3 separate regions of the Homo sapiens genome follow, and all the other regions are linked to region 2. A link is a contact called in ENCODE Hi-C or POLR2A ChIA-PET data. All regions are on one chromosome and are shown on one strand. The core of a region is the stretch at or near the end of the contact, and the rest is flanking DNA. Distances in the headings are between cores, read along the strand shown. Region 1 has its middle 96 kb from the start of MIR4280. Region 2 holds the start of HAPLN1 (hyaluronan and proteoglycan link protein 1). Region 3 has its middle 150 kb from the start of MIR4280.

Region 1 (4,687 bases), core at 91-2,590, 3.3 Mb before region 2:
TCTACTGCCAGATTTCTGTGAATAGATAATGTTTCTGTTACAACTGAGTCAAATCCCTCCCTATTTAATAGTATGGCGGGTTGAATTGTGTCCATGAAAGACATGTTGAAGTCCTAACTTATGGTACTTCTGAATGTAGGTCTGCAAATAGGGTCTTTGCAGATGTTATCAACTCAAGATGAGGTTATCTGGATTAGGATGTCACCCAAAGACTGGGATCTTTATCAGAGAAAGGAGAAAGATATTTGAAAACAGAGACAGGGAGACATACAGAAGGAAGAGAGCTATGTGACCACCAAGGCAGAGATTGGAGTGACTGCAGGAGTCATCAGAAATTAGATGTCAAAGAAAAATGCTTCTTTAGAACCTTCAGAGGGAGTGCAACACTGCTGACACCTTTATTTTGGACTTATAGCCTCCAAAACTGTGAGATCATAAATTTCTGTTGTCCTAAAAAATATTTAAAAGAAATCACAAAACAAAAATCAAATTAACTCAAAAGTAAGAAGAAACAATAAAAATAAAGGAATGAATCAATGAAATTAACAGCAGCAAAATATTAGAGAAAATTAATGAAGCCAAAACTTGGTTTCTGGACAAATAAGTGAAATTGGTAAGTCTTTACCTATATTTATCAAGAAAAAAACCTGAAAGGAACTCAATTGCCAATATCAGGAATTTTACCCCAAGATGGTGGATTAAAGGCTTTTAGCATACCTTGTCTACTTGGAAATAGCAAAATCGTGCATCTAAATTAACACTGTGAGGATTTATTCAAGAAGAAATATTAAGAATTCACCAAAAAAGTGAAGGATACTTCAGACACTTGGGAAAGAGAAGGTAGGCAAGCAGCCTGTGTGGCAGTGTTTGGCTGAGGAAAGTGTGTGAAGCCCCGATATGTGAGAGGGGGAGTTTTCTTCTGTCACTCACCTTTCCACTGGCTGTTTATGTAACCCAGGCTATGGGAGAGCAACTTGTTTCTCCCAAACCCTGAAGCTAACTTGGGGAGAGTCTGGGAGACTGAGAGAGAAAAAGGACACTGGAAAAAGCTGCAGGCATTTCCCAGACCTAGGGCTGAGAGGAAGATTCTGTTTTCAATCTGGGCTCATACTAAGTCAGTCATTATTTGATAAGCTGGCAGTGGTGGCTGCTGCAGGCATTTTAGTCTCTGGCCAGAGATTGGAGTACTTGGTTTGCAGAAGGAGACCAGAATGAGTATGGGGTGTGCTCCAGCCATTGCAGCTGGAACTGGGCTCTCTCACATCACAGGACGGAAGTGGGAGGAGACTTGCTGAAGCTGCAGTTTCTCCCAGGCAGTGAGATTTGCAGCCAGAAACAGCTTTGTGACCTGGGACTAGTCTGTGTGTGACATTGTTGGGTGCCCCAGCCTGCTGCCTTAGTCACCTTAGTCAGTTGAGGGAGTGAGCCCTACCGGTTCTGAGGAGAGGGAGGGAGGTGGTTCCCTCTCCACAGACTGGATTGGGAACATGGGCCACCCCTCCCTTCCTGTGCAGAGGTGGCTTCTCTACTCCTTGCCTGGTTATATCTCCAGGCATTTTTGCCTCCAGGCATTTGGTGTACCTGCTCCCACCCCTGCAGGGTTACTTGCCCTCTCTCCAGACTTGAGCTGAGACTGGTCCCACCCATCGTGGGACTCTGTCCTGCCCGGGCAGTCTTAGGCTTTCTATTTTTGCATCACTCAATCCTGAACAGACATTCACCAGAATGTGCTCAGACTGTGCTCAATTCTGACAACCACAAAAGGCTGACAGGATTCAGGGGAGCTGCAGAATTCCTGGAGGTCTAACAATTAAAGCAGATTGTCCCTGGGGGAGGAAGAGTACAGCACAACAAAGCACCCCTTGGGACAAAGGAGATTAGGGTGGCACTCTCCTGTGCTCTAAAGCTACTTGCTTGGGAGCTGAAAGTGATTTCATACCTCCCAGCACAGATGCAGGTGCAGCTCTGGGCTCTGTATGGGAGGATCATGGTTTTATCTCAGTGGCCAGGTGGCACCCGTGCTCAGAAACAGATATAAGAGGGGGACTTCTCCTCCCAGCTTCCCCCACCCACTGCTGCACACATAGCCTTGGCTATTCTCTCTTTTTTCTTTTCTTTTCTTTTCTTTTCTTTTCTTTTCTCTCTCTCTCTCTCTCTCTCTCTCTCTCTCTCTCTCTCTCTCTCTTTCCTTTTCTTTTCTTTTCTTTTTCTTTTCTTTCTTTCTTTTTTGAGACGGAGTCTCGCTCTGTCGCCCAGGCTGGAGTGCAGTGGCGCGATCTCGGCTCACTACAACCTCCGCCTCCCGGGTTAACGCCATTCTCCTGCCTCAGCCTCTCCGAGTAGCTGGGACTACAGGCGCCCGCCACCACGCTCGGCTAATTTTTTGTATTTTTAGTAGAGACGGGGATTCACCGTGGTCTCGATCTCCTGACCTCGTGATCCACCCGCCTCGGCCTCCCAAAGTGCTGGAATTACAAGCATGAGCCACCGCGCCCGGCAGCCTTGGCTATTCTTATGGGAGGTTGGTACAGTTGCACCTGTGGATGGCCATTCCAAGGCTATAATGGGCACTGCAACCCCATGGGTGGTGTGCCCACTGGGCTGGGCTTACAGAGTGGGCAGGGCCCTTCTCCCTCTCTACATGGAGCGGCTGCAGGAATGCTAATCAGACGAGCTGCAAAGCTATCTATGTTGCGCTGAGGGAAAAGGTCTTTCCTGAGGCCAATCTGTTGGAAAGCAACGGTACAGGTATTTTCCGTGACCCTCAGCTGCATGGCAGCCTCGAGATCAATGACAGTGTCCATCTGAACTGAAAGTGACAAGCCCCAGGATAGAGGTGGGGCTGGTACAGCAAGGTGACCCTCATCCCACACCCCCCACCACACACACTGTGGACCTAGATCTACTCATCTTTGTCCCCCATTCCTGGGCCTGCATGGAACTCAGGGAACTGGGCATTTCACAGACCAAACCACTGCCTGAGACAACAGAGAGTCTCTTCCAGTAAAGAAAGATCAAGCACATACCCATCAGTTTCTGCTGCAAGTGGGATAACTGGCTAGCCATAGGCAGAAGATTGAAACTGGACCCCTTTCTTACATCATATACAAAAATTAACTCAAGAAGGATTAAAGATTTAAATGTAAAACCCAAAATCTATAAAAAGCCTGGATGACCACGTATGCAATACCATTCAGGACATAGGCATGGGCAATGATTTCATGACAAAGACGCCAAAAGCAATTGCAACAAAAGCAAACACTGACAAACGGGATCTAATTAAACTAAAGAGCTTCTGCAATGCAAAAGAAACTATCAACAGAGTAAACAGACAACCTACAGAATGGGAGAAAATTTTTGCAAACTATGCATCTGACAAAGGCCTAATATCCAGCATCTATAAGGAACTTAAACACATTTACAAGAGAAAAACCAAACAATCCCATTAAAAAGTGGGCAAATGACATGAACAGACACTTCTCAAAAGAAGACATACATGCTGCCAAAAATCATACGAGAAAAAGCTCAACATCACTGATCATTAGGGAAATGCAAATCAACACCACAATGAGATAGCCACTGACTGGTGTGAGATGGTATTACTAAAAAGTCAAAAAGTAACAGATGCTGGTGAGGTTGCAGAGAAAAAGGAAGCTTACACACTGTTGGTGGGAGCGTAAATTAGTTCAACCATTGTGGAAGACCGTGTGGTGATTCCTCAAAGACCTAAAGACAGAAATACCATTTGACCCAGCAATCCCATTATCAATGGTTTTGTAGGGTGGGATAACTGACAGCAAGAGATTAAGAAAAAAACTTTTTTTGGGTACCGAAAATGTTCTACATACTAGTTGTCTGGTACTTTTTCCTTTATATAAATTATATCTCAATAGTATTGATTATGGAAAATTTAAAAATATAATTACTGCAGAAGATGTGTTCACAGAAAAAAGGTTGCAAAGACTCAAATAAGTCAAATGCCATGAAAGACAGCCAGTAGATGTAAGATGTAGAGTAAATCACACACAATCTCAAACAAACTAGGGATTTGGATGGGGTATATGTCATAATTCTGTGGAGTAGAGACTTAAAATTCATTTCTTAAATCTATCAAATTGTCAGCTTTATTTGAGCAAACATGTGTATTTTAGTGGCTTTTGGAACATATGCTGCCTTGAAAAATAAATCTGCTTATGAAACAGAATATAACATGAGGCTACTTCAAGCATAACTAATAATATGTTTATGTGCCCTCCATGCATGTTGGAAAGCTAGGTGTACAACCACTTCATGAACAAATACTGAGGGACATTTTAATGTGTAACATGCCCTAATAAGTAGTTTGGAATAGTAAAAAATTAGTTGACTTAGCTCTTAAGCAGTGTTTAAGGTTAGTTAAAAACACCAAAATAAAAAAAATACCAAAGATATATTTTGTGTGCAGAATGCATGGGATGCACATGTGACAAAAGTTGTAGAAGTTCAGGAAAAGGGAGATCACTAGATGACTGTTTCCCAGAGTGTGAGACATGCACACTGGTAGTTCTCTGGATGAATTTATTTATATAATTCTTTTTAAGAAACATAGTCTTGCTCTGTCACCCAGGCTAGAGTGTAGTGGCATGATCATAGCTCACTGCAGACTTGGACTCCTGGGCTAAAGTGATCCTCTTGCCTTAGCCTCCAG
Region 2 (4,775 bases), core at 221-2,720:
GACTTACGACTCCCTCAGTCCCTACGGCCCACGGAACCCTCTCCCCAACCCGCGCCACAGCCCGAGCGGCGGCGGCGGCCTTAAGAAGCCCGCAGTCCCGCCCGCGCCGCCCCGCCGGGGCCGGAGGTTGGAGCCGGGAGCACGGCCGCGAATCCCCGCACGTCCCCAGCGCTCCGCGACACCGGGCCCTGCTCGCTGCAACTCGGGGACGGCCTGCGTCTCGCCTCCACCCTGGCCGCGGGCCCCTCGAGCTTGTTTGCTTGTCCTCAGTCCCAGGGCCAGCCCCGCTCCCTCCTCCCGGCTGCTCCAACAGCCGTTTGCTTCCTGCGGTGTGTTTCTTTTTTCCCCTTCCTAGACTCCATCAAAGGTGGCTCTGTTATTGAAATATGAAGCCATTTCCTCTCCAAAACCCTTGGTTACTCAAGGCGGGAATCAATGGACCTATATACTCTCCCAGAAGTTATAAATAAACGTCTATTTGTTCAGGAGGCGTTTTCCCGCGTGTCCCAGCATCTTCCCCACTGGTTATTTCAGGGGTGTGTGTGTCTGTGTGTGTGTGTGTGTGTGTGTGTGTGTGTGTGTGTGCGCGCGCGCGCCCTGTGCCCATCTGGTTCTAATCCTGGTTATGGATCCACAACCCAACCCCACCCATCCCGTCTCCCCCTCGCATTCCTCGTTCTATAAATAAATCCAGGTTCTTTGAGCTCTGTCATCCAAGGATACAATAGCAGTTGTTTGTTAAGAGAAATTTAAACTCAACACCAATACTGAGTCCAGTAAACCAGAAAATATGCTTCTGGTGATTTGGGTGGAAGGCCATCTCCAGTTTAAGAAGCTTTATGTGCCACTATCATCATTGTCTGTTATCCTTGATCTCCTTTGGTGAGGGGAAGGCGGGAAAGAGAGGACCTCTCCGACCCTTGGATTTTTCTTTTAAGCAGAGGCTAATAAAACAAAGCGCAAACTGACTGTCCTGAGGAGTCTGCTCACACCGCTGCCCCGCAGATCATTCCACAGACCCCTTGTCCCATCCCTTCTGGACAGACCCAGGACTGATGAGGGTTCGGGTTCGGGAGGTGTGGTGTGGTGGGGGCTTGTGTGGCTGTAGCGGCCGGCTTTCCTAAACCCCAGAGCGGGATACTCGGGATCTGAGCAGAGGGGAAAGTCATCTAAGAGGCTGCTGCTTTACAAGGTCTGGGCACAGAGCTGCCCCTCCCTTCCTCCCTGAAGTTTGCATGAAGTGCACATTAGGCTGTAATTAGGGGATTTGGGAGGAGAACTTTCCTGGTGACGCTTTGCTTTTCTTCTGCTCTTGGTGAGAAAGTGCCTCCTTCTTCCCAGGATCAGGACCTCTGCCATCCAGCGCCACAAAGAGACATTCTGCACACACACTCACACACGCACACACACACACACTCTCACACTCGCCCAGAGACAAACTTAAGGTGAGGAGAAAGAGCGCTAGCTTCACTTGATCTCCAGCTTCCAACTTAAGCAGAACTTGAGAGCATCCGAACTCCTGGATTTCAGGACAAGGTAAAACTTGCAAATTGTTTCCCCCTCTTTTGGTTATACCTTTGTGCCTTTAAGATTTCAGAGGGCAATACACATGCAATGTATATATACATTAAACAAATTTTATTCTTTTCTTTTGAGTTTAGTTTTCATTTGAATTTAATATGACACCTCAACTTTTAAAAAAGTTTCATATTGTCGGATAAAATATTTCACTACAATAAACAGGCTCAGTCTAAAAATGGAGAAAGAATTAACTCTAGTATCTTAGCTTCTGCTAGTGCTCCTGTAAATCTGGTAGGGTCATGGTTTCCAAGTGGTGACTTTTCTATCTGTATCTCAACAACCATTTTTATAGCACCTGAGATGAAACAAGGATAGTATAGGCTGAAGGGAAAGGTGAGGAATGGGAATGTCCAGCCAGGCTTATGAATTTTGTTTCAGAGAATATATAGGGTTATGTGAAAAAGAAAGTTACTTTAGGCATAGGTAATACCTGTTAGATTAATAATCTTAGAAATGTTGCCATTTTTGGCCCAGGCTTCCTTCTCCAGCTAATTATGAACTTAAGATCATAGAATGATGATGCATTTCATATATACAATGATGTTGATGGATAATTTGAATGCACTGAAGAGAATTTATAGTCATAGTTAAGATTACTGTTAAAAGTTGCTTAAAGAAATTATTTGTATGTTGAGACTGTTCCCCACCAAAAACAAACCTAAACTTGTTTGGGCTTCGATTAAGTAGTTTTCTTCCATTGAATGTGACTGTTGTGTTCAAAATAAGATGGCTTATTAATTTGAGAATAAGTTGCTTTATTTTCATTTATCACTGGAAAAATACACACAGTGGCCAGTACATTTGGGAATTTTTAGGGTGGAAAGTGTTCCTGTACATGTTCCAGTGTGATGTCATAAAATCAAACATACTGGCTGGCTTCTTGGAAGCTAATAGTTCTTAAGAAATTAAGGCTGTGGATTGATTTCTAAATGAATGTAATATTTATTCATTACAATTGTAGTTTCTGGTAACTATTTCTATGTGATTATTTCTGTGTACTAAATTTGCAGAGATTTTATACACATTTCAGTCATTTCAGTATTTTAATGGAATGGGAATATTGTTCTATCAAAAGTATATCATAGTAGTTATCTTTGGAGAATTTTTAATGTGATATGATTCATAATTCTTATATCAGTTAACAAATTCCATTTACCTACAAAAATGAAAGTTTCTCTTCCATTCAGTAAAATATAATGTATACCAAAGGACTCTTCAGATATTAGCTTTAGTCTTTAGTCACTTTTATACCACCCATTTTAAAAAATTTAATTGTTTCAGCTAAGAAATGAATTTATACTTTTGTTGATGACCTCTTCCACTAAATTGGAAACAGCTTAAAAACAGAACTAGATAAGAAGTAATTTTACTTAAGGCTAATTAAATGAACAAGAGATAACCAACAACCTCAACAGACCACTGCTCTACAGGAGGAATGTACCCAGAGGCCAGTATTCTCGACAGGAATGCCTTATGGGCCTGGGCTTTCTATGAGAAACAAGAAGGTGGGGAAACATTATGTACTTATTTATAAAATGAGCCATTTATTTTCAGCAAGGCCCTGTCTCTCAGAGGAATGACTGACACTGTAATTTAGAAGTACTGAAGAGACTTTCACAGAGAAGAATCAATTCATTATATCCCTAGTGGTTTCACTTCCTTTTCCTTCCTTTGGGAGCAAGTAACACATCCAGGATAAATACATTCAGAGTACACAGAAAGATACTTTATGAGTAAACGGTCTACTAAACAATCCTGCCTTTTAGCATCTTAGGTGTGGAATATTGGTATTTTCTGAACAGTTGAAGAAGTCCTTTGAATCTTAAGATAGCAATGCACTTCATCTTTGTAAAGATGAACAAAAGTTATATTCAGAAAATGACTCCCTTCCTTAGAAAATACTAGTTTTCTTTTTCATTTCTTTTTGCCCCATGCACATTTTATTTTTCAGATTGCATTTTTAAGATCATGATCTCTCACCAGTTAAAATTCTGACGAAATACCAGGCAAATTTGAAAATAATTTTGATAGTGCTTCAAATTAATTTTCTGACATCCTGCAGCCATGAGTAGTAACCATAGTACTTAGTCTATGTCATTTAAGTGTACTTAGCCTGTCATTTAAAGGTAGCAAAATGCTGTTGGAAGAAGTAGGAAAGGATGGAAACCTGAATATACTTAGGATTTTAATCAATAGTGTTTAAGGAGGATTAGAGGAAACAGCTGGTTAAACAATTATTAGGAGTAGAGAGGACGAGGTGGTATAAATTAATAATGCATCTCTTTATTTACACTGAATGGGAGGGTCTGTGGTGGTTAACTGTGTGAAGCATGGTCCCTGTGTGCCACCTAGTGGATAAGTCAAAGAAGGCTTTCTCACCGGCTTCTTAAAATACTCTGACTCCCTCGGTTGACGTTTGTTGAACATTAACTACACGCCAGACATTGGGATAGGTGCTCAGGGTAGAAACTAAAGCAAGTGATGTTTATATAAGTTAAAAATTAAGGTACAACTAAACAGTTTATGAAATCCCTACTGGTTGTATTTAAGATCACTTTACTCTTTGTTGGATACTTTACCATTAACTTTCCGCCTCCACAAGGATATAGCTTAATAACTGCAACTCACTTCTAATATAGGATTTGTTTTAGACAGACAGGTCATGGAATTGTTCAAGGACTGGTGGAAAGAGTTTGACCATCTTAAATCACTGTTCCTGAAATAGAAATAAATTTCTCTAAGGTTTAATGTTACTGAATTTAGTTGGGAAAATAACTACTAGCTTAAAAGGTTACCACACAGCTGCACATTTTGTTTCATATTCTTTGATTTTTTTATTAAATTGGAAAGGATAGTAGTACAAGTTGTTTTTGAGTAATGAGGTCTATTTTATAAAATATTGCTCTCAAACACTAATAATTAGCATGTAAAACAACTTCATCTATACTTGTTGTTCACTTGGAGTTTTGAAGCAGGAACCTGGCTTCCATGAAGTTGATCTAATAGAAAAAAAATTCTAGACAAAAACAATTACATGGAAAACCACCACTTGAAGGAAGCATTAAGATACCATAGAAGATTAGTCCATTTGAGTATTGCACTGAGAGCTTTAAAAACCTTTTCTTTAAAAGATATACGAATTATCACTCCAACTGGCTCTTTGCAAGTTATGTGACAATTGCAACAGTGATCAG
Region 3 (4,935 bases), core at 927-3,426, 3.2 Mb before region 2:
TAAATAAATAAAATAAAGTGTGGCAAGGTATGAGAAGAGCTGAGCACAGAGCCCAGCATAAGAGAAGCGCTTAATACATACATTACTATATTGTTTTTACTAAGTCCCCTTCTTTTCTTTTTTCCATGTTTTTCCTTTCATCTTCCCCTTTCTTCACCACTATTGATGTTGTAATCACCACAGCTTTGTCGGTGGCAGTGCAAGGCACTGAAGTGAGAAGCTGTATATGGAATACATGAGGCGGCTGGGTCTGTGACCATTACCTCCATTCACTGAGATCAGACTGCCTTGTGTATCTAAATAAACAGCCATTGGAAAAGGATTGGTAAGATACACTTGCCACCATATTTTTCCATTATAAGCTTTTGATCAACTTCCATTCCAAGTGGACAATTTACCAGAGTGGTTTGTAGTTATGAAGATGAGAGAATTCTTCAACTCATTTTCTTATATGAAACTCTCTGACTATGGGTTGAATTTGTTTAAGGGAACTTACCTGAGCTTGACAACTAATCACATGTACATTTTTATTTTAAATATTTCATTAAGTGCCTTACATGATGGAGTCTCCTATTTTAAGGTGCTTTAGAGTAGCTGTCTCTTTTGAGAAAGGAAAAGAAATATTTAAAATTAAAATTTTAAAATTTACATGAACTGATGAGTTATAACTCAGAATTAAATGCTAATTTGGATAGAGCAAGAAGAATTAAGTACATTTATAATTTTATTGTATAATTAATTCATCCTTTCTAATAAAATCAGCACAATATAGGAAGAGGTTAGAAAAATACAAAAAAGACCTATTATTAACAACAAATCTGGTGTGCATTTTGCATATTTTTTTCTGGCCTTTGCACATATATTTTTAAAAAATATGACTGTGGCCGGGTGAGGTGGCTCATGCTTGTAATCCCAGCACTTTAGGAGGCCAAGGCAGGAGAATTGCTTGAGTCTGGGAGATCAAGGCTACAATAAGCCATGATCAAATCACTGCATGCACACCAGCCTAGTGACACTGAGACCGTATCTCAAAAAAAAAAAAAAAAAAAAAAGATTGTATTGATGTTTTTTTAAAAATTTTGCTCTTTTCATTTAATACCAATTTTTGCTTAAACACAATATTCTTAATGATTGCTTAACATTCCATTGCATGAATGTACAATAATTTATCCACTTCTGCTAGTAGAGGCATTTATCTCCTTGTCAGTTGGACATTTACTTTGTTTCCAGTCTTACAGTGTTATAAATAAGTGATATTGAATATCCTTATACCTAAATATTTATCTTTATTTGGGGGAGTGCTTTAATGGAAAGAATAATGATGCCAATGGTTTCAAATGGAACTTTTATAGTATTCTTTAATTTTAATTTTTGAATTCAGCAGAAAAGCATGAGTTTTGAAATAAAGCTGAGAAGGATCTGCTTAAAAAGAGGTGGCTGGTAAAATAGCTGTAACTTCAGCATAACTTTGACAAAAATTGAACCAAAGATTTAGCTGAGGAGGAAAAAGAAAGGAAAGATATGGTATAGAAAGGACAATATTATAATTTGAAATAAGGAAAGACAAAGAATCAGGTTGTCTGTAAGATTCTAAATAGGATTTCAAAAGTAATAATGCTACAGACTTTTATAAAAAGAAAAGATGAGAAATTTTGTTTATGTATTATGTTTTAAGAAATTATTTGACATTCAGTTACATATATTTGCATGAGTGATACTGAATTTTAGAATGGATTAAGAAGAAAACTAAATTAAAACCCATCATTATATAGATGGTAGTAGAAATAGTGAGACTGACAAAGACTGATTCATTTAACACACATCCATACAGCATTCATTATACAGAAAATGATGTGCTAGGTGTTCAAAGGAGTAGGAAAATGAAACTTCAGGGGCAAATGATGAGGTGGTGGGTAAATAGAAATAGCTGCACCAGAAAAACGAGTTTATTTAAACTATATTTGAACATATTTTAGTTTTAGTCATGGCTATAAAGTAAAACATGTAAGAATGGGAAATCAAATATTGCCAGCCATCTCTTGTAATAATTAAGAAAGGAGAATAACCATGAGGTGGTGCTATTCAACAAGAAATCAGAAATCACAGCTTAAGAATTTTGATGTTTATTTTGGCTTACTAATTCTCTAGAAAGGCACACTGAAATTGTTAAATCTTCAGGAAACAAACACTGGGAATTTAAAGGGACAAATTACTAACTGCTCCATCTAACTCATTTCCTTAGGCCATTTAAATTTTTGGAAATATTGCAAATAAACGAATCTGTGGTTTTCTGGAATTGGAACAAGAGCAAAGCTCAAAGATACTCAGACAGAATACTTCCTGCCTTGGATAAGCGCCTGCCGTGGGGCCATGGGCAGGTTGAAAGGCAGCCCACGAGGAACAAGAGAACAAAGGCCCTTCTATTTTCATGAGTTTACATTTGTCAGTTTCTCCAGTGGGTGAGACACCTCCATGTGTTTGGCAGAGAGTGGTTTTGGACTGAACCATATGGAATCTTTCCTGAGACAGGCATTGGTTGATTTACATTAATATAAAAGCAAGTGATTTTAAAAAAATATAAAATGGGGCAGTGACACTGAAAAAAAGAATAGTTTCACTTTAGTAACTGACAATACTTTTTTTTTTTTTAAAAAAGAGCCATTTTGAAATAAGCACCAAATGTGCTGTGTATTTTCGTAAACTGTAGCTTATAAATTAGATTAACTATGTATTTCATAAGACTTATATAAGGCTGAATATGGTCTAAACTAGTATTTAAATTATACCCTTCCCCTCCTAGACAATTCTTATGGTTTCATAAATATTACATATGGCCTCTAGAATTAAACCAACTTGGTTTACATTTGAAAATGGGGGTTAGGGAGAGAAGGCCCCATAATAAAGTTTTTCAACTCAGTAAAAAAGTTTACAATGTCAGTTGGAATTTTCAAAACATTTGGGAAATACCCAACAGGAAGATAGAAGCCAAGAAAATCACTTGGAAATAAAGAAAGACATATAGAGGTAAAAATAAGTCAAATTAAGAAAAATGGAAGTGCTTTAGGCTTGCTGAATGTTTGGGTGAAGAGTTCTGTGAAGTTTAGTGGCTCTTTTGAATTTAAGAGGGATGTTCCTATTTTGGTATAATGGGAAAACATAGTTTCCTCAGTAGCTGGCACATCTATCTCCCCTCAACCCGTAAACCGTCAAACCTGTCTTGACTGCTCCGAACTGCTGGGTTTGTCTCGTGCGGATGGAATCTCAATCTTTCTTACCTACACCTCAGAAAGGAAGCACTTACAAGGTGAGGCTAAATCTGAAAAGTAGACAAGGGGATCAAGAGAGAGGAAAAATAAAAAATAGGGAGTTAGGATCAAAGGAAGATTTTGCCCCTCTCTGGTCCCTGATCAGGGAACAGAAAGCAGAACTTCCCAGAGACAGAGCATTTTCTTGATTCTGGCACTTTTTCAAGCCGTAAGCTCTATCGTGCTCTTTCCTTCACTGCTAACTGCCAGTGATGTACCATTTTCCCTTTACAGTTTTTTTTTTCTTCCAGCTTTTGTACTCTGGTTTCCCAATTCAATATGCTGCAATAAGGTCATCAGATTTTTCCAAATTATCCAGTCAAGTGGTAATTTTTTTCAGTCATCTTATTTGTTATCTGGTTCAATCATTCATTGAAATTTGACTTCCTTTGAGTTCTATGAGAAGCTCTCTCCTGTCTCTCTTCCTGACTACCTGAATATTCTCTGTTTCCTCCTCAACTCTTGCTACTTGAATGTCGACTTTTCTGGATTTCAATTTCAGCCTTTTCCCCCTCCAGTTCTACCTACTTTTACAGGATGAGCTACTTATCCTGGGCTCATCTTCTAATTCTTCGTTGATAAATCTGAAATCCATGCCTCAAATCACAAGTCTTTCCCAGAGTTGCAGATATCAATATCTAATTTCCTAGATGTTTTATGAACATCTTCATAAAAATATCTGCAGGCACTTCAAACTCAGAAAGTCCCATACTGATATCTGGCCTTTCCTGCCGAATCTTCCATCTCTTTTTGATTTTATTAATAAAGAGAGCTTTACAACTTCCCTAGCTAGAAACCTTGGATTCATCCATGAGTCTTCTCTCTCTTATATCCTCCAACTCATATCCATCAGAAGTCTTTGGAATTACATGTTTAAATATATTATACATTTGTGCCTTATTTATCTTTGTCCATATTTTATTTTATTGCTTTCCTGAACCATTGCAATAGCTTCATAACTTGATTCTTTTCTAGTCCCCATTTGGTCCTTCATACAAACTAGTACCAGACCTAACCTTCCAGAAGACAAATCAGATCACAAGTCACACTTGCATTCTTATAAACATTCTATGGTTTCCCATGATCCATTGATTAAAATCCAAATTTTCTCACATCACACTTAAGATTATTCATAGTCGGGCCTTAACATACCTTGTGTCTTATGTCTCCTCCCATACATGTAAGCCACCCCAAATGACTCTTCATCATGCAAATTCTAATATCTCTGCCTCAAAGATCTCTTTCCCCGTTTTCCACATTATGTTGATCAAGACTCAGATCAAATATCAATTCCTCCATGACACATATTTTTCTAGTGCCTAATAAGAATTCTGTGTTTGTTATTTTTCTAAAACTGTAAGCCTGAGACTTATAAAGGATTTTAAGTAATTAATTAAATCACTCATTTATTTTGTATCAACATTTATGAGTAATTAATTTGTGTCAGCTACCAAGGTGGGCCATAGGAAGAAAAAAGTGGAGACTCAATCTCTGCCCTTGAAGAACTTACAGTGTATTAGGTAATGAAGAATAATAAATGCATTTTTATGATGCAATTGTCCACCTCAACACAATTTGTCCACTCTTTTACCTCCATGAATGACTGAAACATTATTTCCTTTTTGGTGAC

What was found. Hi-C counts contacts between places; a loop is a spot of excess contacts on that map. ChIA-PET counts read pairs that join two places held with the same protein, here RNA polymerase II (POLR2A). Pooled maps may share reads with other maps.
Region 1: a map of heart left ventricle shows a loop between it and region 2 (8-fold over the local background). The contact joins the enhancer-like site here to the promoter of HAPLN1 in region 2. A Hi-C loop is called at or near these places in 59 of 168 maps with a recorded cell type or tissue (A673, B cell, CD4-positive, alpha-beta T cell and 35 more), 25 of 37 single-sample maps with no recorded cell type and 45 of 50 pooled maps. POLR2A ChIA-PET finds 5 or more read pairs at or near these places in 1 of 52 experiments (HCT116).
Region 3: a loop to region 2 is called in a map of heart left ventricle, with 13 times the contacts of the local background. The contact joins the enhancer-like site here to the promoter of HAPLN1 in region 2. A Hi-C loop is called at or near these places in 36 of 168 maps with a recorded cell type or tissue (A673, CD14-positive monocyte, CD4-positive, alpha-beta T cell and 27 more), 12 of 37 single-sample maps with no recorded cell type and 37 of 50 pooled maps.

What each region holds. Positions count from the first base shown.
Region 1 is chr5:87,016,929-87,021,615 of GRCh38, reverse strand. No RefSeq gene overlaps it. Among named protein-coding and RNA genes, the nearest start is that of MIR4280, 96 kb to the left of the region's middle. RefSeq lists enhancers at 1,136-1,255, 1,286-1,345. Within about 2 kb of position 1,340, at least 12 of the 41 ENCODE cell types and tissues checked have a DNase peak (open chromatin) inside an H3K27ac peak, as active enhancers do; they include CD8-positive, alpha-beta T cell, GM12878, ascending aorta and 4 more, where a contact is called at or near this core.
Region 2 is chr5:83,717,550-83,722,324 of GRCh38, reverse strand. It overlaps HAPLN1 (hyaluronan and proteoglycan link protein 1), which reads left to right and starts at 1,470. Exons shown (of 5, transcript NM_001884.4): 1 at 1,470-1,536.
Region 3 is chr5:86,965,817-86,970,751 of GRCh38, reverse strand. No RefSeq gene overlaps it. Among named protein-coding and RNA genes, the nearest start is that of MIR4280, 150 kb to the left of the region's middle. Within about 2 kb of position 2,176, at least 7 of the 41 ENCODE cell types and tissues checked have a DNase peak (open chromatin) inside an H3K27ac peak, as active enhancers do; they include PC-3, Panc1, body of pancreas and 2 more, where a contact is called at or near this core.